Linked DNA regions of Homo sapiens: all the other regions are linked to region 1. Evidence: chromatin contacts called from ENCODE Hi-C or POLR2A ChIA-PET data. All regions are on one chromosome and are shown on one strand. Each heading gives the region's core, a stretch centred on a gene start or an enhancer-like site at or near the end of the contact. The rest is flanking DNA. Distances are from core to core; before and after follow the strand shown. Region 1 holds the start of ABTB3 (ankyrin repeat and BTB domain containing 3). Region 2 overlaps ABTB3 (ankyrin repeat and BTB domain containing 3). Region 3 has its middle 81 kb from the start of ABTB3.

Region 1 (2,730 bases), core at 78-2,577:
GGCCTGGGCCGGAGCCCGAGCCTGACCCAGGGCCACTGCAGCTCCGGGGCACCCCGGAGGCCACGACCCGCGAGTAGATGTCCCGGAAGAGGCTCTCCATGCAGGCTGTCAGGTAGATGGCGGCGTGCTCGTGGATGCGCAGCGCCACGCGGCTGTCCACCATCCAGCGATACACGCGGCCCACGGAGAAGGTGAGGCCGCAGCGGGCCGACTTGCCGCGGCCCAGGCGGTCGCCGCCGGCGCTGCTCATGTTGTAGAGGGACAGTGCGGCCAGCGCAGCCGCCGTACAGTGCGCGGCCAGGCCCCAGGACAGCACGATCTCCATGGCGCTCTGGATCTCGTACTTGGTGCACTTGGCGAAGCGCAGGCTCAGGCGCTGCGCCTCTTTGGCTATGCGCACCAGCGCCCGGCTCACCAGCGTCGACAGCTTGGCCAGCGCGTCCTTGGGCAGGCCGCCGGGGACCGCCGGGCCTGCCCGGGGATCCCGCGAACGCAGCAGCAGCGCCTCCAGCTCCTGGAGAGTCCAGGGGACCTCGTCTAGGTCCGGCAGCAGCCGCGAGCAGTGCTGGCCGGCGCAGTCCAGCCCCTCGGAGTCTTCCACCAGGGCAGTGTTGACAGTGTCAAAGCTGTTGTGCCGGCTGTGCATGGAGTCAGCTAGAGGCGGCCAGCAGCTCCCGCCATACGGGGACGCCGGGTGCGAGTCGGAACAGCACAAAGACAAGTTGGAGGAGCGCACCGAGTCCGCCGCGCCACCATAACCCGAGTCCAGCGTCAGATCCTCCAGCGTTCTCACCACGGGCTTCTTACCTCTCCTGGCCATCGCTGCGCCACTTCATGCTGCAGCCGCCTGGGAGCCAAAGGGAAGGAGCGGCGAGGAGCAGCGAGTGCCGCGGGGCGCGGGGAGAGCCGAGTCCGCGCCGCCTTGGCTCACTTTTCCACTAGCCGCTGCTACCAACTGTTAGTACTTTCGGCTGCCTCCCGGAACTGCCGCCGCTGGAATATACAGAGCAGACCCTGGAGTCATCTTCCAGAGTCCGGGCCGGAGCTGGGCGCAATGGGGAGCGAGCCAGGCCGGGAAGGAAGCTCCCGCCGGGGCTTGCCCCTTTCTTCCAAAATAAAAAGTGTCTAGACCGCTCTTCCCTGAGCCCCGCTGGGCGCAGTAGCCACCGGGCGCCGGCCACGGTGTTCGTGGGACTGAGACCACCCCAGATGCCGCCGCCGCCGCAGCTCCGCGGGCAGCTGGCTCCCGGCTCCCGGCTCCCAGTTCCCGGCCCTGGTTCGCTCGGCGCCAGCCTGCCCTGCACCGGAGCGCAGCAGCGGCCGTGGCGGCTGCAAACCTTGCCGAACCCCAGCAAACCCCGGGCAGCCAGTGGGACGGGCGTATGCAAAGCAGGGGCGGCGGAGAGCCAGTGGAATCGGAGAATGCTAATTACCTCGCTTTTTTTTTTTTTTTTTAAATCCCTCCTCCCCATGCGGCCCCGCCCCTCACACACGCCCCCGGCGGACACCGAGGCTGCAGGAAGTGGGGAGCAGTGGCCAGGGACTTGGGGAACCCTTGCAAGCGTAGAGACGTGGATGCTGCCCCCTGCTGCTGTCCCTGCCCGCATTCTCCCGGAGGGTGGTGGGTTGGGCCGGTGACCTCCCCACCTAGGTGTGCTCTCCACCGCGGTTCACAAGGTGTCTGCCTGACGGTCGCTCTCTCCCCTGCGGTTCGCATTTCACTTTTTTCCCCCCGTAACACCTGAAACATGGTTTTCCTCCCTCTCTATTCCCACTTCGGGTACGCAAACCAATTAGTGCGGCCCTCTTTCAGCCGGGGTTTGCTCCAGCATGGAGGGAAATAAGCCTGTCGAGCGGAGGCCCGTGGCGGTGGACACCACTGGGAGGCCGGATCTCCGGCCATTCGCCACCTGCCACTAGGGCGCGTTAACTCGATTCCTTTCAGTAGCCAGGAGGACCCTGTCCCTGCTTCAAAGTCCTGGGCGTGTGCTGCAGGGAGGGCTCAAGCACCACTTTGCCATCCTGGTGGGCATCTTTCCAAATAGCTCGGCCTTCTTAAAAGGAGTAAATTTGCTCAAAGGAGAATCTTCTTTCCTGACTAAAGAAAGATATAATATATATATGCATGGCTTAGCTGCATTCCTGTGTCAAATAGCATCGTGTCATCTACTTGTCTGTCCCCACCCACCCAGGCAGAAACCATATCTTACACACATGGGGATTCCTAGCTCCGCACACTGTGTCTCTCAGCTTAGAATCCCCTCCTATAGGAAGCTGGCCCAGATGTTTCAAGACTGGCTTCGGTGCTTCCACTGCCTCTATCCCCTTCTGTGGTTGCTGATTTCTGGGCCCTTGCAACACTAGGTTGCAAAAGCCTGGTTACTTGTCTGGATTCTACACTGGGCTAGGGGTTCCCATGCATAGTCCTGGCACAGTATAAGTGCTCAGTAAATATTTGTTGTAAATTGATGAAGGACGTAAGGATATGCTTTTAAATTGTTGCTTTGAATGTTCAACAATGGCCAACAGGTATATGCAAATATGCTCAACATCACTAATCATTCGGGAGATGCAAATCAAAACCACAATGAAATATCACTTCACACCTGTAAGGATGGCTATTATCAAAAAGTCAAAAGATAACAAGTGTTGGCAAGGATGTGGAAAAAAGAGAACCTTTGTACACTGATGGTGGGGTGTAAATGAGTACAGCCATTATGGAAAACAGCA
Region 2 (2,730 bases), core at 99-2,598, 120 kb before region 1:
CTCTTCCTTCACAAGTCCACCTGGCTTGCTCTCCTCCCCTCTTTCAGGTCTGGTGGACAAAGTCATGTGCTACCAAGGTCGCCTTCAAAACAAAGGAGGTACCTATCCAGCAGCAGGCTGTGCTGCCTCAGCTGTCAGCCTCCCTTAGGGACCGCCCCAAAGTGCTGGGATTACAGCCGTGAGCAACTGGTCCTGGCCCCTTTGCTTTTAAAAAAGCTAAAAAAAAAAAGGCCGCGCCATTTCATTCTCTTCAATTCCTTCTGAGCAAATGCATCCCACTCCCTTATAGATTTTTAATAGAACATGGCTGCTGCTATGCTATAAATGTCATGTCCTCCCCAAATTCCTATGTTGAAATCCTAACTCCAAAATGATGGTGTTAGGAGATGGGGCCCTTTGGGAGGTAATTAGGTCATGAGGATGGAGCCCTCATGAAGGGGATTAGTGCTGTTATAAAATAGGACTGAAAGAGACCCCTTGCCCCTTGCACCATAGGGGACACAGCAAGAAGGTGCGCTCTATGGACCAGGAAGCCGGCCTTCACCAGACACTGAATCTGCTGGTGCCTTGATCCTGGACTTCAGAATTGTGAGAAATAAACATTGTTTCTAAGCCACCCAGTTTATGCTATTTTGTTACAGCAGTCTGAGTGGACTAAGACAGCTGCCCTGGGAATGGAGCACACCAAGTCTGGGAAAGAAGATTCCAGGAGGCAAGCAGGCCAAGTCTCCCCACAACCCCCTTTCCTCCTCGAAGCTCCTTACTTAAGAGTCCCCCTGGGCCTCCAGGAAGCACAATTATCTAACAGGATTTTCATGCTTTAAGCTTTTCAGAAGTCCCTTACCACTAATCCTGGAACCATTACTAACTGGAAGGGAAAGAAAGGAAAAATGGAGGAAAGGAAAGAGCCCCACAAGCCTCTTTACTTACATCTCTGTTTCCTAACATTTTGGAGCCTGGTGAGGAAAAGCCATCCGATGTCAAGATATTCTGCCAAATAAATGTTATCCAGAGACATCAATCTTCCACATTTTGTGGTACACAATTAAACAAACGAAAAAATGTTCGGTTTCCAACAGGCAAAAAAGGAAACGAAATCTACAATCTTCTCTACTTGTCAGACACAAATTAGGTTATATCCTTGAAAGGAGGAAAGTTATTTGAGCCTATACTCTATTAAAATTCTAATAGGACCCGAATTACTCTGAAAACTTCTTGCTTAATTGAAAAAAAGATCCAAAGTAAAAACATTCATCCACTCACTCACTCATCTATACATTTAGCTAACGTTTACTGAGTGCCAGCCATGCACCCTGTGCTAGGCCCCGGAAATGCAGAGACTCGTCGCTGCCCTGAAGAATAAGAAAATGAAAGTGTTTCTCACAGTGTAGACCTAGGGTGTTTAAAAAACATTGATTCCAGGGCTGCGTGCCAGACTTACTAAAATCGCGTCTCTGGGAATGAAATCAGAATTCTGCATTCTAAGCACATACCCCAGATACCAGATGACACTTTTTTTTTCCTTTTTCCTTTTTCTTTTCTCTGAGACAGGGTCTAACTCTGTCACCTAGGCTGAAGTATAGTGGTGTGATCATGGCTCACTGCAGCCTCAACCTCCAGGGCTCAAGCAATCTTCCCACTTCAGCCTCCCAAGTAGCTGAGACTGTAGATGCACACCACCACACCCTGCTATTTTTTTTTTTTTTTTTGTAGAGACAAGTTCTCACTATATTGCCCAGGCTGGTCTTGAACTGCTGGGCTCAAGTGATCCTCCTACCTTGGTATCCCAAAGTGCTAGGATTTTAGGTGTGAGCCACTGTGTCTGGACCCCCCAGGTAACTTTTTTTTTTAAGTTTTAATTTTTATTTTAAGTTCTGGGGTACATATGCAGAATGTGCAGGTTTGTTCCACAGGTAAACGTGTGCCACGGTGGTTTGCTACACCTATCAACCCATCACCTAGGTATTAAGCCCAGCATGCATTAGCTATTTTTCCTGATGCTCTCCTCCCCACACCACATCTCCCAATAGGCCCCAGTATGTGTTGATCCCCTCCTTGTGTCGATGTGTTCTCATTCTTCAGCTCCCACTTATAAGTGAGGACATGCAGTGTTTGGTTTTCTGTTCCTGTGTTAGTTTGCTAAGGATAATGGCTTCCAGCTCCTTCCATGTCCCTGCAAAGCACATGATCTCATTCCTTTTTGTGGCTGCATAGTATTCCATGGTGTATATGTACCTCATTTTCTTTATCCAGTCTATCATTGATGGGCATTTGGGTTGATTCCATGTCTTTGCTAGTGTGAATAGTGCTGCAATGAATATGTGCGTGCGTGTGGCCACGTGACCCCCAGGTAATTCTTAGGCACTCTAAGATTTCGAGAATCACAGGCCCACCAACCCCACTGAAGCTGAGGCTGGGTCTGCCTCCTCCAGCACCAGGCTCGGGCATTTCAACTAGTCGGCTGACGTTGAGGACTGAACCCTAACCTCAACTCTGCCTACCTGTGTGATCTGAGCAAGTCACTTCCAGCTGGAGCCTCATATTCCTCATCTATAAAATGGGAGAAACGCTACAAACTTGCTAAGATTATTGTGAGAATGTAAAGATTATATATTTCATGCCCTTGGCCCAGGCAGTCATTCATGCAGCTGTTATCTTTATTGTCACATGGGTGGGCCTCGCCCCTTCCACTCACTTTCACTTTTTCTTCTTCTCTTTCATTTCCCTGCC
Region 3 (2,730 bases), core at 67-2,566, 81 kb after region 1:
ATCTTGGTGGATCTAGCTAATGCTGAGCCTAGAGTCAGATACAGAAAAACGTGCCGCCATGTTGCAAAATGCAAAAACTAGGATCTGGGATCTTTAGCATTGTGTCTATCTAACAGTACATGTCCCAAATTCTGAAAGCACAATTAAGCCAGAAAGTGGAGAATTTAAAGAAGGAATGTGTAGTGTGATAGGGACATTCGATTCTAGGAAAAATAGGAATCACTGCCCAGGTCTTCTTTCTCTGCGAGACAACTATAAGACACACTACTTATAGGTTCTGGCAGCTTACAAGGACCCTAGTCTGTCCCCTCGCCCACAGGGATGGGCCCCAGGCAGCCATGTATGTTCTATGAGGCCCATGTCACCTTACCCAAAGATGATTGGGCCAATTGTGAGTATGTGACTCAGACTGAGCCAGCTGGACTCCATTTCCTGGGTGTTTGGAGTTAAGACTAGAAAATTCTAGTTCATTCTGAATCCATTGCTTGCATGGAGGAGTTGCAGTTATTAATAATTGCTGACAGTTAGAGCAAAGTCTTGTCCCTGCATTGGCTCAGGAACTCTGCTTGCTGAGGGCGATGAGACGGGAAGCGTGGAGACTCTTCTAAGTTTGCTGATTGAAAGTTGGAAAGGTTCTTTGCCGTGTTCTAAAAACTGATATGGTGTCATACTGTAAAATGTACAAACAGCCCAATAATTGAGCTTTAGCTGGGTGCATGGACAACCACCCAGCTAAACCATTTCTTTTTGTTCTTCATTCATTATCCTTTAGCTGGTGTCAGGTTTGGCCTGAGCACCAAGGGCCCAAGGTCAGGGCATGGCTGCCACCTGCTCTCTGGATCCCATGCTGGCCCCTTCTCCATATATATTGTCTGGAACCTCAGTAAAGTTGTATCCTGATCCCTAGGATTTTTCTGCTCTGTGCCTGCTCTAAGCTCTGAGGGCTGCTGTTTGCATTACTGATAAGGAGGCAGCGAATCTGAAAGATCAGCACTGTGTGCCTGCCTCTAATACTTCATTCAAGCATGGGCTTGCAAGACCGTAGACCACACCCAGTCTCATGATTCGAGCTTGGTGAGCTTGGGATTTAATGAGACTCATCTTGGGCTTGAACTGGTTTTGCTTTGGTCTTTTGGAATTCCCACAGAAAAGGATTCATCAGACCTATCAGGTGAGCTCTCTCTGAATAAAATGAAAATTAATTGCCTACCGTGTCTTGCGCTCATGAATCAGGAAATGAGTCAGGGGGAAAATGCTAAGGAGTTAAAGCTGAAGAATGGTTTCTCTAACCTTATTGCCTACATGTGGCTTTGAGCCCTATCAGCTTCAGTGCTAACTGTGGAAGGAGGATGCTTTGAATGAAGAAACAGGAAAAGACTCGTTTCCTGGGGCAGGGGGCAGGGGTATAAAGTGTAGGGGATGTGGTATCTTTCCCCTGACACTCTCAGGCATCCCATTGAAACTGGATCCCATTTCAAAAGTCCTCATTAAATACCTCATTCCAGTATTGTTTACAGTAGAAATACCAAAGTGGGGAGGATGTAACCAATCTTCAAATAACCTGAGGTGCTGGACAGAAATGATTTTCACAGCTGGAGCATAGGAAGATGGAATCACACAAAAGCAAAAAGTAGTAAGCCTGTTACATTCCCAGCTCAACCAGACTCGCCAAGGTTACCCAGGCTCCAGGGAAGTCCTCAATGATCAGCTCACCTCAAATTTAGTCCTTGCCCAACTGGCAAAACCTGAGAGTGGATTTGTGATTAAAAGGGTAAAGTATCTTCTTGCCAATAATAATGATCTTTGTTGCGAGGAAAAAGCCCCAGTTCTCTGAACCAAAGTAATCTTTCACCAATGCTCATGTTTAATCTCTTTCTGGAATGACAGTAATTGTTAATATACTTCTTATTTTGTGTGTGAGATTAATCTGATGTTTCATTCCTCATGCCAGGCTCGGGGGAACCATTGTAATTTTCCACTTTGTAAAGCTTTCCCTCACGTTTTGTCCCACTTGAAGGCAGCTGTTCTCAATTTTGAGTATCTTTTGAATGACATGGGCATTCCTTGGACTATTATGGATGGCTTTTTAGAAAAAGATATCAGCAATTGACTTTAGCTACACCAGCGAAACAATTTTATCATGTGAGGTTACATTTCTTTCTTCCCAGGGCCAATGCTCAGTGTTTTATAGACATGACCACTAGTCTCGCTCTTAATCAACTACCTATGATCTGCCCATACATTAGACAGTAAAGCCTTCTAAATTATCAATAAATCACTAAAACAGAGCAATGCAGAAATAAACCACATATATTTTATTCATTCATGCGTTTTCACAAGAGCTTTATGAGAAACTGGCGTGGAGAGACTCCCAGAAAGAAAGAACTGCTGGATATCAAGAGGCAAACTTCCCCAACTTTGGTAGTGCCTTAAAGAGTAAAAAGAGGCTTCTAAAAGCTCAGCTAGTAGGTAGATAGCGACTTTACCTGATTGTGCACATCAGGAACTGGACTGAAGACAGATTTGGGTTCATATTCTGCCTCCACCACTTACTATGCGATTTGAGACAAGTTACTTAATCTTCCTTTGCCTCAGTTTCCCCATCTATAAAAGGACAATAATAAAGGCACCCACCTGATAGAGCTGTTATACAGTTAAATGAGATACTAATACTAATATTAGCAGCTAATTTTTTGGGGGGACAAGGTCTGCATTGCCCAGGCTGAAGTG

What was found. Hi-C counts contacts between places; a loop is a spot of excess contacts on that map. ChIA-PET counts read pairs that join two places held with the same protein, here RNA polymerase II (POLR2A). Pooled maps may share reads with other maps.
Region 2: a pooled map shows a loop between it and region 1 (3-fold over the local background). The contact joins the enhancer-like site here to the promoter of ABTB3 in region 1. A Hi-C loop is called at or near these places in 2 of 50 pooled maps. POLR2A ChIA-PET finds 5 or more read pairs at or near these places in 2 of 52 experiments (GM12878 and WTC11).
Region 3: a loop to region 1 is called in a map of A673, with 4 times the contacts of the local background. The contact joins the enhancer-like site here to the promoter of ABTB3 in region 1. A Hi-C loop is called at or near these places in 2 of 168 maps with a recorded cell type or tissue (A673 and astrocyte of the cerebellum) and 1 of 50 pooled maps. POLR2A ChIA-PET finds 5 or more read pairs at or near these places in 2 of 52 experiments (CD4-positive, alpha-beta T cell and activated naive CD4-positive, alpha-beta T cell).

Annotation. Positions count from the first base shown.
Region 1 is chr12:107,317,031-107,319,760 of GRCh38, reverse strand. ABTB3 (ankyrin repeat and BTB domain containing 3) reads right to left here and starts at 1,327. Exons shown (of 17, transcript NM_001018072.2): 1 at 1-1,327. The coding sequence starts at 820. RefSeq lists an enhancer at 106-825.
Region 2 is chr12:107,440,754-107,443,483 of GRCh38, reverse strand. All of the region lies in intron 1 of ABTB3 (ankyrin repeat and BTB domain containing 3), which reads right to left. Among named protein-coding and RNA genes, the nearest start is that of ABTB3, 120 kb to the right of the region's middle. RefSeq lists an enhancer at 1,255-1,414. Within about 2 kb of position 1,348, at least 3 of the 41 ENCODE cell types and tissues checked have a DNase peak (open chromatin) inside an H3K27ac peak, as active enhancers do.
Region 3 is chr12:107,235,722-107,238,451 of GRCh38, reverse strand. No RefSeq gene overlaps it. Among named protein-coding and RNA genes, the nearest start is that of ABTB3, 81 kb to the left of the region's middle. Within about 2 kb of position 1,316, at least 2 of the 41 ENCODE cell types and tissues checked have a DNase peak (open chromatin) inside an H3K27ac peak, as active enhancers do.